2 separate regions of the Homo sapiens genome follow, and region 1 is linked to region 2. The links are chromatin loops, found by intact Hi-C in ENCODE. Cell type or tissue: B cell. All regions are shown on one strand. Each heading gives the region's core, and the rest is flanking DNA. Links, peaks and the distances in the headings are about the cores only.

Evidence for each region. Hi-C counts contacts between places; a loop is a spot of excess contacts. Peaks named below come from ENCODE experiments on the same cell type or tissue, not always from the same donor. Only the 100,000 strongest peaks of a DNase experiment are listed, where the experiment ranks them.
Region 1: it touches region 2 in a loop (17-fold over the local background); 3 of 110 quality-filtered maps call a loop at or near these places.

The regions. Positions count from the first base shown.
Region 1 is chr5:21,175,608-21,181,002 of GRCh38, reverse strand. LOC102723561 (a long non-coding RNA gene) reads left to right here and starts at 4,647. Exons shown (of 4, transcript XR_001742404.1): 1 at 4,647-4,733. In B cell, for the core only: no CTCF peak of the experiment used is centred there; no DNase peak of the experiment used is centred there.
Region 2 is chr5:20,969,832-20,975,226 of GRCh38, reverse strand. No RefSeq gene overlaps it. Among named protein-coding and RNA genes, the nearest start is that of LINC02146, 360 kb to the right of the region's middle. In B cell, for the core only: a CTCF peak has its summit at 2,650 (motif pointing left); a DNase peak (open chromatin) is centred at 2,556; H3K4me3 peaks cover 833 bases.

The DNA of each region.
Region 1 (5,395 bases), core at 214-5,213, 210 kb before region 2:
ATGTATAGAAGCGTATGTGTATATATGTTTTTATTCATGCACATACATATAGGTGTGTAGTATTTGGAAATATGTATATGCATATGACTTGAAAATTTAGATGAAGGGGTGTAGAAGAGATTTAATTTTTTACAGTTTAACAATGCCTTCATAAATATACAGTAGTCCAGTAAACTTGGTATGAGCTTTACAAATATGTCATCTCATAATTGCCCTTTCAATAAATTGACATTCTCTATAGTTCTTAATATTTAGGACAATATTTACCTGAATTAAGAAAAACTTGTACATTCTGTAGAAGATTATACAACAGCAATCTCCCTATGTTCTTGGAACTTTAACAAGAAAGCATTTATAGAAAACCCACTTCCCCAAATGTAGAGTATATACTGTGTTAGGCTGAATGCTGATTCCCCCAAGGATACCCATGTCCTAATCCCCAAAATGTGTAAATATGCTGGGTTACATGGCAAGGAGAAATTAAATTTGCAGATAGAATGAGTTTGCTTATCAGTTGTTCTTAAGGTAGAGAGATATCATGGATTTCCTGTCTCTAATCTTCTCACTGTGCAAGAGTCAACTGTACATATATTTTCAGTTGATTCCCATGCAGCCAAAAATTCACTGTAACATTTGACTTCCCAAAGACTTAGCTACTAATAGCCTACTGTTCACCAGAAGTCTTACCAATAACGTAAATAGTTGATTAACACGTAGTTTGTATATTACACATATTCTATGCTGTATTCTCACAATAAAGTAAGCTGGAGAAGAAAACGATATCAAGAAAATCATAAAGAAAGAGGAAATATATTTACTATTTATTAAGTGGACCATCATACAGTTCTTTCTCCTGTCACCTTTAGCTGAGTAGGCTGAGGCAAACGAGGAAGAGGAGGGGTTGGTCTTGCTGTCTCAGGGGTGACAGAGGTGGAAGAAAATTCATATATAAGTAGATCCACATAGTTCAAACCTGTGGTTCAAGGGTCAACTGTAATTATAAAGGTCCTTAAAAATGGGATGGCTAAGCAGAAGAGGAAAGTCAGAAAAAGAGGTAAGATGACAAAACAGTTTCAGAGTAATATGATGTCAGGACTTAACCCTCCATTGCTGGCTTTGAAGATGGAGGATAGGGCCATAGACTAAGGAAGATGGACAGCTTCTAGAAGCTGGAAAAGGCAAGGAAATGGATTCATCCCTAGAGTCTCCAAAGGGAATGCAGCCCTGCTGATTTTAGCTCAGTGAGATTTCAGATTTCTGACCTGAAGAACTATAAGATAATAAACTTATAAGACAATAAATTTAGTTGTTTTAAGCCATTAAATTTGCAGTGATTTGTCACAGCAATAGAAAATTAGTACATCTCTTCACCCTCTGTTCTGTCTCTCTAGCTCTGTACATATAAATATGCTCATATATGCACATTGTACATATATTAAAATATAGAAAACATGTAAAATTTTTTTGAGATGGAGTCTAGCTCTGTCACCCAGGCTGGAGTGCAGTGGTGCGATCTTAGCTCACTGAAACCTCCTCCTCCTGGGTTCAAGGGATTCTACTGCCTCAGCCTCCTGAGTAGCTGGGACTACAGGTGCACACTACCCTGCCTGGCTAATTTTTATATTTTTAGTAGAGAGTGGTTTCACCGTGTTGGCCAGGCTGGTCTTCAACTCCTAACCTCCGGTGATCTGCCCGCTTTGGCCTCCCAAAGTGCTGGGATTACAGGTGTGAGCCACCGCTCCCAGCCATGTAATTTTTATGTGTAGTAAACAGATACATTAGCTACATTAGCTACCTGTTATTTGTACTACATATTAGCATGCCTTTTAATATTCTGATTCAGATAATTCTAAATAGTAACTCTACTCATATATGAACACATGCTTCCTTTCAACCTGTACTTCTTCAGTTTTATATTTTAGAGAAGAAAAGCCTGAGTTGGTTCCATGAAATGAGGAATAACCATTAATATTTGGCACATAACTTAAATTCAAGGAGATTTGAAATCTGGCTTTCTCAACAGCAAATTTGCTCCTCATACCAGTATTAGGCCTTCTATTCCCTGATCGAACTCCTTATTACAGAGAAGTCCATGAAACCTGTGTAAGGGAGGGAGGGGAAACTTACATTACTTCAAAAACTGACCTCAGAATTCTTCTCAGGAAAGGAGCTGTGTTCATTGAACATGTTTTGAGAGGACATTTGGAACAAGTAAGACTCTGAAGATGTGAGAAGAGAACAGGAACTTGAACAGTAAAGACAGATGGCATGGCTGTACTAAGTTAAAAATAGGAATAATGATGGAGAGATACCAAGCAACCATATTAGCAATTTCATTAAAGATATTATATCCCCATAGGACAATTTATTGTAAGACTGTGTTGCTTTGGTTGAATATAGTCTCAGTTTCTGAAAGTTGTGTTGTCTATAGCAGAAGGGGGCAGCCTCTGCCTCAGGGATTCTCTCTTCTAATCTCTCCACATCTACCACTCACTAACTTACAAGGGCCAAAGAGTTTTATTAATGTAACAGAAAATTGGAAGATAATTTTATTTAGAAGGAAGGAATTTTTACACACTGAGACTTGTCTTCTCTCTTCCCAATACCAGCCATTTCCCACTGGTTTTCTGTTGTTTGAAACATTTCAATTCAATGACTTGTATAGATCAAGGGTGCATTGCATTGGAAAGTTTTTATAATATTTTAATTTTTTCCATTTTGCTATTTATTTGGCCCTTAATTTTACATTTTGTAAGTATTTTCATCTTGCAAACATGTCTGAAAATATAACTTGGCCATTTTTAAATGCAGGTATTAGAGGAAACAATTATTTGCCTAGGTCTATAGAAAATTCTGAGGTTCTTCATGATGAAGAGCACCTCTAAGTTATTAACTAACCCCATGAACAAGAGACTGCAAAAAAGTTAGTCTTTACAATGAAAGCTATTTATCAATGACTTTTATATGTGCTGGTAATACATGTTATTGAAGTCCATTAAGAAATAACATGTAAATATGGCAATGGCTGCAGAAAAATTAAAATTCTCTAAACTATGTTTCATAACCAGTTGAGAAATGATGGAGATATTGGACTCTCAAAGTGAACAAAATAAAACCTTTGTTTACAAACTTCTATTCAGTGCAAATGATAAGGAAAAAAGTCATTTAGTAACAATAAAAATTATCATCTGAAATATAAAATTCATAATTTGTGAGAATCTAATAATTTTGCATGTGTAGCAACTAAAATGCTAGCAAAAGATGCAGTGTGAGAAAATGAAGAGTTTTACTCTCAAATAGTACTACATATTGAAGTATTGATGATAAGTTACATCCTATGAAGATGTTTTATAATACACAGGAAAAAAGCAAAGAACAAACCCAAACGTCTTACTCCATTTATTACATCCATTACAAAATACCTTAGATAGAGTAATTTATACATAATAGAAATTTATTTCTCCTAATTCTGGAACCTGGGAAGTTCAAGATCAAGATGCTGGCAGGTTTAGTGTCTGGCGAGGGCACCATTCCTCATTGATGGTGTCTTGTAGCTACATCCACATGTGGATGAAGGGCATAAAGCTGTATTCTTATGTGGTAGAAAAGCAAAATGGATAAAGGTGCAAAGACTGCCTCAGGTCTTTTTATCGGGGTGCTAATTCCATTCATAAGAGCAGAATCCTCATGATCCAATTACCTATTAAAATCCTCACCTCTAAATTCTGTTGCATTAAGGACTAAGTTTCAACATGTATTTTGAAGGTACACAACCATTCAAAGCAAACACCAAATTCCATAAAACATGTCAAGCTAAGCACTCAAATAATTTTTAAATAATGATGAATGTTAAAAAATATGCTTTCTTGTTACAAAGAGCTGGGCACAACAAGCACAAGACAAAATTATACTTAGATTTTTATTCATAGCTGAAAACAAAATTCATTCTTGGAGGTACTGTGTTGGCTTCTGTACTGACAGTGCATTACCAACCACTGGGTCTAAGGAGGATTATGCTTCTTGTAGAATCAAGCAAATCCTGCATCTTCCCAACAAACTGAATGCTTTGTCGAGAGGCACTTGTGCCAAAGACATTGGAGATTAAATGAAAAAAATATAGATAATGCTACAAAAAGTCATATGTATATTATTAAAGAAAAACAAGTACACCTGAGAATTTTTGAGGAAAAAAAAATGCCTGAATGTTTGAGAGAAACCTCCTGTACATGTAGAAATCCAATAGGTTACCAAAGGATCTGTTTTTCACAGGGTGTTCAGCTGAAAGTTGAAATGCGTGAATACATACAAGAAAAAATAAGCCACATTTTGCTGAGTGCTTTGATGATTAAAAAAAAAATGGCTGCAGAATTTAGCCCACATAACAGACATTTACCATCATATGATACAGTGGAACAAGCATCTGTAAGACTCTGGAGAAACATTTTTATAATATAATGAGATTTTTGGATTTTAAGCGAAATTGAATCTATGTGAAAATCAGGTTGCAAAACGAAATTTTGAAATGTTCCTATTGCTGCTTGGTATTCAGAGAGTAGGTGGCTATCAACAAGACATTAAGTCTTATTGTAAGAAAACTGGATGATTTGCCCAATGAAGTTATACAGTTTTTTTTCCCTTTCAACACAAAATATGCTTGGGTGGAAATTCTTTTCTCTGAATCTTCTGCTCAGCCTGAAAACTTGATTTTGATAGAAGAGGAAGAATTTTGCCTGGTGAGTAGCTAAAATAATATTTTGAGGTCTTTATGTTCTAATGCCAATATATGTCATCTAGAATTTTGTCTGTATTGATTATTTTTTTCTCTTGCAAATGGATCATGCTTTCCTATTTCTTGATACATTTCATAATTTTGAATTGGATTCTGGACATTTTGAATGTTATGATAGGGAGAATATGGGTTATCTTCTATTTCTCTTAAGAATGCTAATATTTTTCTATTTCATTTTAGCAGGCAATTGATTTGACAGTTAATCAAATAATAAAACTCTTATTTTCTGAAGTAGGTGGCAGATCAAATTTTCATCCTTTTTTTTTAGCTTTGGCGGACCTATGAGAAGGCCTGTGGGAAGTTGGCCCCATGCTTTTCTGGTTCAGGAGTGAGCTATATATTTGGGCAGAATTCATACACGGAATTCATAGATCCACTTCCCTGGCTCTCTCCTTTCTGGAATTTTTCCCTTTAGATTCCAGTGGCTGTGATTGCCGTAAATTCTGGCTTCTGGTGTTTTCAAAACGATGAGACTGTGAGTTTTTCTATTGAAATGTTAGCCTTCCTGTCAGATATAAATTTGGGCTATCTCATGATAAAAACAATGACATGAGTAAATCACTCTTCATCGTATCTTCATCCCTGTTTCCAAGTGTAACACTCCTT
Region 2 (5,395 bases), core at 243-5,242:
TAATCCTGTCGGTGCGAGACCAAGGACCCTGGTGCTCTTCCAGTCATCAGAGCCATATCTTTATTTCACAGAAATGTCTGGGATGCTAGAGCTAAAAGATACTGGAACTGCAGCCAAAACCATACCACAGAAACTGCAGAAACCCTGCATCTAGTTATTTATTTACAGGACAGCTTGCGCTATTGCTTCGTTGCCAGCATCAATCAACAGATACTTTTTCTCCTGGAGAATGCACATGACTAACCTAGCTGCCACTGATAACAGAACGTATTCTCTGCTTTGTATCTTTATCACTAGCTTCTAGCTCATAATATGGAATCAGTGCATCTGATGGGTTGAAGTCATGAAACATGTCCATGCCTTAGGTGGGACAGTAAGTGTATTAGATAGCTTCTTTCAGATTATGCTGCAGCAACTATAGCTCCTTCACTTTGAAAAATAATATATTCTTACATACTTTATATGTCAATTTTGTGTTAACTGAGGTTTCCTTTCTTATCTGTTCACAATTCAAGGCCTAGGGTGAAAGAATAGAATGATGTGTTATCTGTGAAATCTTTGGCTCTGGCCTTGCATGCAGTCACTTCTGCTCACATTTCATTGATGATATCAAGTTACAAAGCCAAGCATGATGTTAATGGGGCAGGAAATTAAACTCATTCAACAGAGAGACACTTAAAACAGCTTGACAATAGAAAGAGATGCAAATCTTTTCATAGTGAAGGCAGTGGATAATTGAAAACATTAATAAAATCTACTAAATTATCGTATTTTCTTCTGTGGTCTGAGATGAGCCACATCAATCCTTTTATGGTAGAAATTCAGCAATATAAAGGAGTGTTTCAGATGCTGGGCAGCTATGTTATGATAATTGTTCACAATACATTTTGAGACTCATTTCTTTTGAAAGATGTACAGTGTTTTAACTTGTTTGGCCTCCTTTGAGTACAAGAATTGTTAGTTGCAAAGTTTGCATCCATAGAGGACAACAGACTCAAACCGTCTCTAATTGCTCAAATAATGCATTAGTACCCATAAAAACGGTTACCTACTAAGGAACGTATTCTGTTCCCCTTCGAAATATTTCAGTTTTATGAAACTACCTTCATGGGTTTAGGAAGTAGATCTATAATACTAACAAATGTGTCCAGCTGGAAGTAAATGAGAAATGATCTGATTAAGAAATATAATCTAAATAAAGCCTTAAATTAGGCTAATACACCATTTGAAAAAATGCCACAATTTCTTAAAAAGACTTTCAAAATAACTGTGATCAGACTACTATTGTTCATTATTTTGAGAATAACTAAATATTTTGTTGAAATTTACCAATGCACTCCAAGAGGAAATGCCCAATAAACTAAAGAAGTGCCTTTTAGAGGAAACTCAGTAAGATTCCATTGTACTGAGCTCTACTGAGGAGAGGGTGTTATGCCTGTGTGGATGATGCAGACTAACTTTCACAATCCCCCCTTGAGGTGATAGAGAAAGAATAACTACAGACAAATCAGTAGCCAGAATATCTCTTTTCTGGAATGGGAAACTGGGAAATGAATAATATAGGCAATTTTTAAGAATAAAATGAAGATCTTCTAAAAAGTTTTGTTGATGCAGTACTGTTTTCCCAGTTTGTCTTTGCAATTCAATAATGAACATGAAAACATAAAATACTTAGTATACTGGAAAAATAGAGATTGAAAACATTTGTTTAACAAGAAGTTAAAAAGAATGGAATTACTTTATAAAAATTAAAAGACAGTGAAATAATTTCCCTGGAAAACTCAAGGTCAACTTTCTTCTAATGGAGGAAAAGGTATTACGCATTAATTTGCTTCAAAATGCATTGACATGTAAAGTTAAAAGAAGGTAATTGAAGCAGCATTGAAGTGAAACCAATTTAGCAGAATAAAAATCAAGTATTGAGATATTTAACTGAAAACAGTGTCCTTTCAAATCAATGAGAAAAGATTTGGCCACTCAATAATCGCTGCTGGATAAATGTTTTTCACTACTTTGAGGAAAAACATCTTCAAACCAGGGAAAAATATGAAGAAATAAGGAAAACAACACAATACAAAATGAAACTTAAACTAAAACAAAAACTAAATTTATCACCCGAGGTAATGCCAGGACACCAAAACCATGAGTAAACAGAAAATCTTTATTTTCAATAAATTGCATCTAGAGAAATGTTAACAAAGAGCTTAAAGGAGAAGAAAGATCTCTTTCAGAAGATAGCTGCTACTTCTAAGGCTGAAGGAGCATGAACAAGGATAGAATCAGAAATTCGAAGGAAGGGCACAAACTCTAAACGAAACTTCAAACCTCGGAGAAGAATGGTGGCCAAAGACACAAGCAGCCTGCTTGGGATGATGAAACATGCTGGCAAGTGCAAGCCACAGCTGGTCTGTAGGAAATGTCTCTACTGAGACAAGCCACAGCTGGTCTGTAGGAAACGTCCCCACTGAGACAAGCCACGCAGGTTTGCAGGAGCTGCCCACTGTTGACTGATGGAGAACCCTGTTAGTGCCATTCACAGTGCATCTGCCAGGGCAACTGCAGAGAATGCCACCAGTGCTCTCACCCCTCCCAGCTGAGCCGCTGGCCACTGGGCAGACAAATAGCCTACCGGAAGAAGGAAGGAAAAAAAGAAAATGCTTTTCTCTTGCTCTGGTTTGCAATGTCTTTCCAGCACCCTCTATTGGCAAAGGCTAACCTCAATTCATACAGCTAAGAAAAAAGTGTCTACTGTAGAGTTCGTTTTTAATGTTTCTGAACTATCCTTACAGGTTAGTGTATGTTTGAAATTATTTCGCATGTAAAAATTTGGAATTCTTTTTCAAAAGTTGGTGATGAGCAACAGTTAATAAAGCAATATGTAAATATAGAAGCAATCAAAGAAAAGTCATAGATTTTTATTCTTATACAACTAAAGTCCAGGGGCAGTGGCTCATGCCTGTAATCCAAGCACTTTGAGAAGCTGAGGCGGATAGATCACCTAAGGTCAGGAGTTCGAGACCAGCCCGGCCAACATGGCAAAACCCTGTCTCTACTGAAAATACAAAAATTAGCCGAGTGTGGTGGCGCACACCCGTAATCTCACCTATTCAGGAGACTCACTTGAACCTGGGAGGCGGAGGTTGCAGTGGGCCAAGATCGTGCCACTGCACTCCAGCCTGGGTGACAGAGTGAGACTCCATTTCAAAAAAAAAAGAAAAAAGAACTCTGTTTTCTAAAAGTCTTCATAAAAATAAATACAAAGGGAAAGACTGGGTCATAATAGTGTGCTGTGTGTGTGTGCGCATGTGTGTACATATTTCTGTGATAGGTGAATAGTTGTAACTTTAGGCAAAGAATCCTGAGTCCTTGGCCATAAGAAAAGAGAAAGCCTAGCTGGTTGATGAAGATATACAGATGTTCAATTACTTTGATAATAAGAGAAAAAAATCAACAACATTTTAAGATATCATTTTTGATGCTCAGTTTTTTATATATAATATAGAGTTTGCTGACAGCTTATGGAGAAATGAGATTGAACATATACCTATTTAGAATTAGAATAGTACAGAAATTTGAGAGCAAAATTTGAAGAATGACTATTATTTGATTCAGCCATTCTACTTTTTAAAATATTTTCCAAATAATCATTCACAAATGTGAACAAGAATATAGGCACAACATTCATGCTTTGAAATATCTAAAAATAAAAGAGAATCTAAAGATGTATCAAGCAGGTATTTGTTAAATCAAATTACATAACATGCTCTGAAATACTATGAATATAGTCATTTAGGCCAATGTATTAACAAACAAGGAAAGAAGTCAATGAAGAAGAGAATGAAAATGGCACATTGAGTAAGACAAAGTGTGTTGGTGTAATAAAAAGTATGCATATGTAAGTTTATTGAATAAGGTTTGAAATAATTCATATTGACCTATTAAAATGGTTGGCTATTTAAAGAGCAACTGAAATCATAACTTTTTACTATATAACTGCTTATTATTTTATTTTTAATTACAATTTATAATTTTTGAAACAGTATAAAACTATTACAGCAATAAAAAAATAAATACCAATATATGTATATAGATCTCCAAGATTCACATAGATTCAGTCTATATATCAAAAATCATAGTCACTGGTTTAATATTAAGCAAAACGTTTGACATTCAGTGTGACAGATTGTGTGTATAGATCTGATTATCACAAAATGTGTGGAAAAACACTAAGAAAATTAAATAAGTTGTTGAGATTATATATGTTTTCTTTCTTTGATTAGTTCATGCTATTTCACACTTTTCAAATATTTCCATGAGGAACATGTGTTTCTTTTATATTAAAACCCCAAACAAACCAAAGCCAAAGGCTCGTTGGCTATTAGATAGATTAAGTGTAAGAAGCAAAGTATTATAAAATTTACACTCAGAATTTTCGGTGATAATAAACCTGTATGTAGTGACATAAACTTGCCTTCCATTGATTGCAAAGTCCTGTCTCTAAGGCCTTGATCAATCCCTTTTGACCCTTTTATAATTAAGAAATTGTCCTGGTATGTACCTTACTGAGTCATAGTGTTGGTTAAATGCACCAAACATTCTACTTAGATCAAAATAACAATTTACAGATATTAGCTAACAGCTATATTGCAGTCTGTTTTATGTGACTTCATAATCAAATGGTTATTATTTATAAGTTTAGCTTTCCTATAATATTTTGTTTATCATTGGTACCCAACACATATTAATAGTAGATATAAATGTTTTAAAAGCACGATTGACCTGAGAAAAGTTCAGCTGATTTATAGTCATAATTTCAAAATGGGCATAAGGTCAAGTCACAAATTTCAGCTGGCATTTGACATTATTGGATCAATAGTATCTCTAAAGTTACTTTTACATTAATTATAACCATTTAAATCAGTTTCCCATTATAAATCATTTATTTGACTTATTGAATTTTAGATTTAATAAACATAATAGAAAAACAATGTTGCCAAAGCAAATTCCTGCATTTAGGATCTAGAAATCCTTTCTACCTAAGGAGACCATGAAGGGATATACGTTGGGTGATACATATCAGAGTTCAGTGGAAACATCATGATTGTGAGAATGAGCAAATATAACAATGTTCTTTTTAGTTGTCCCATAGTAACATTCCATGTCCAGTAATTTGTTAATGTGTAGGACAAACTGGAATCAAGTACTTAATTTGATCACATCTAAAACTAAATTGTACAGCAATAGATGAAATGACACCTGGAGCTATCAACTGTACCTAAATAAGAGGCTCTCGTAATTCAGGGGACAAGTGAAACCACTTCAGTTTTAAATAGATGAGAGGCTGTGAAGAGATAGGATTGGAATTTAGTGGTAGAAAAGGGCTAGGAAAATGTCA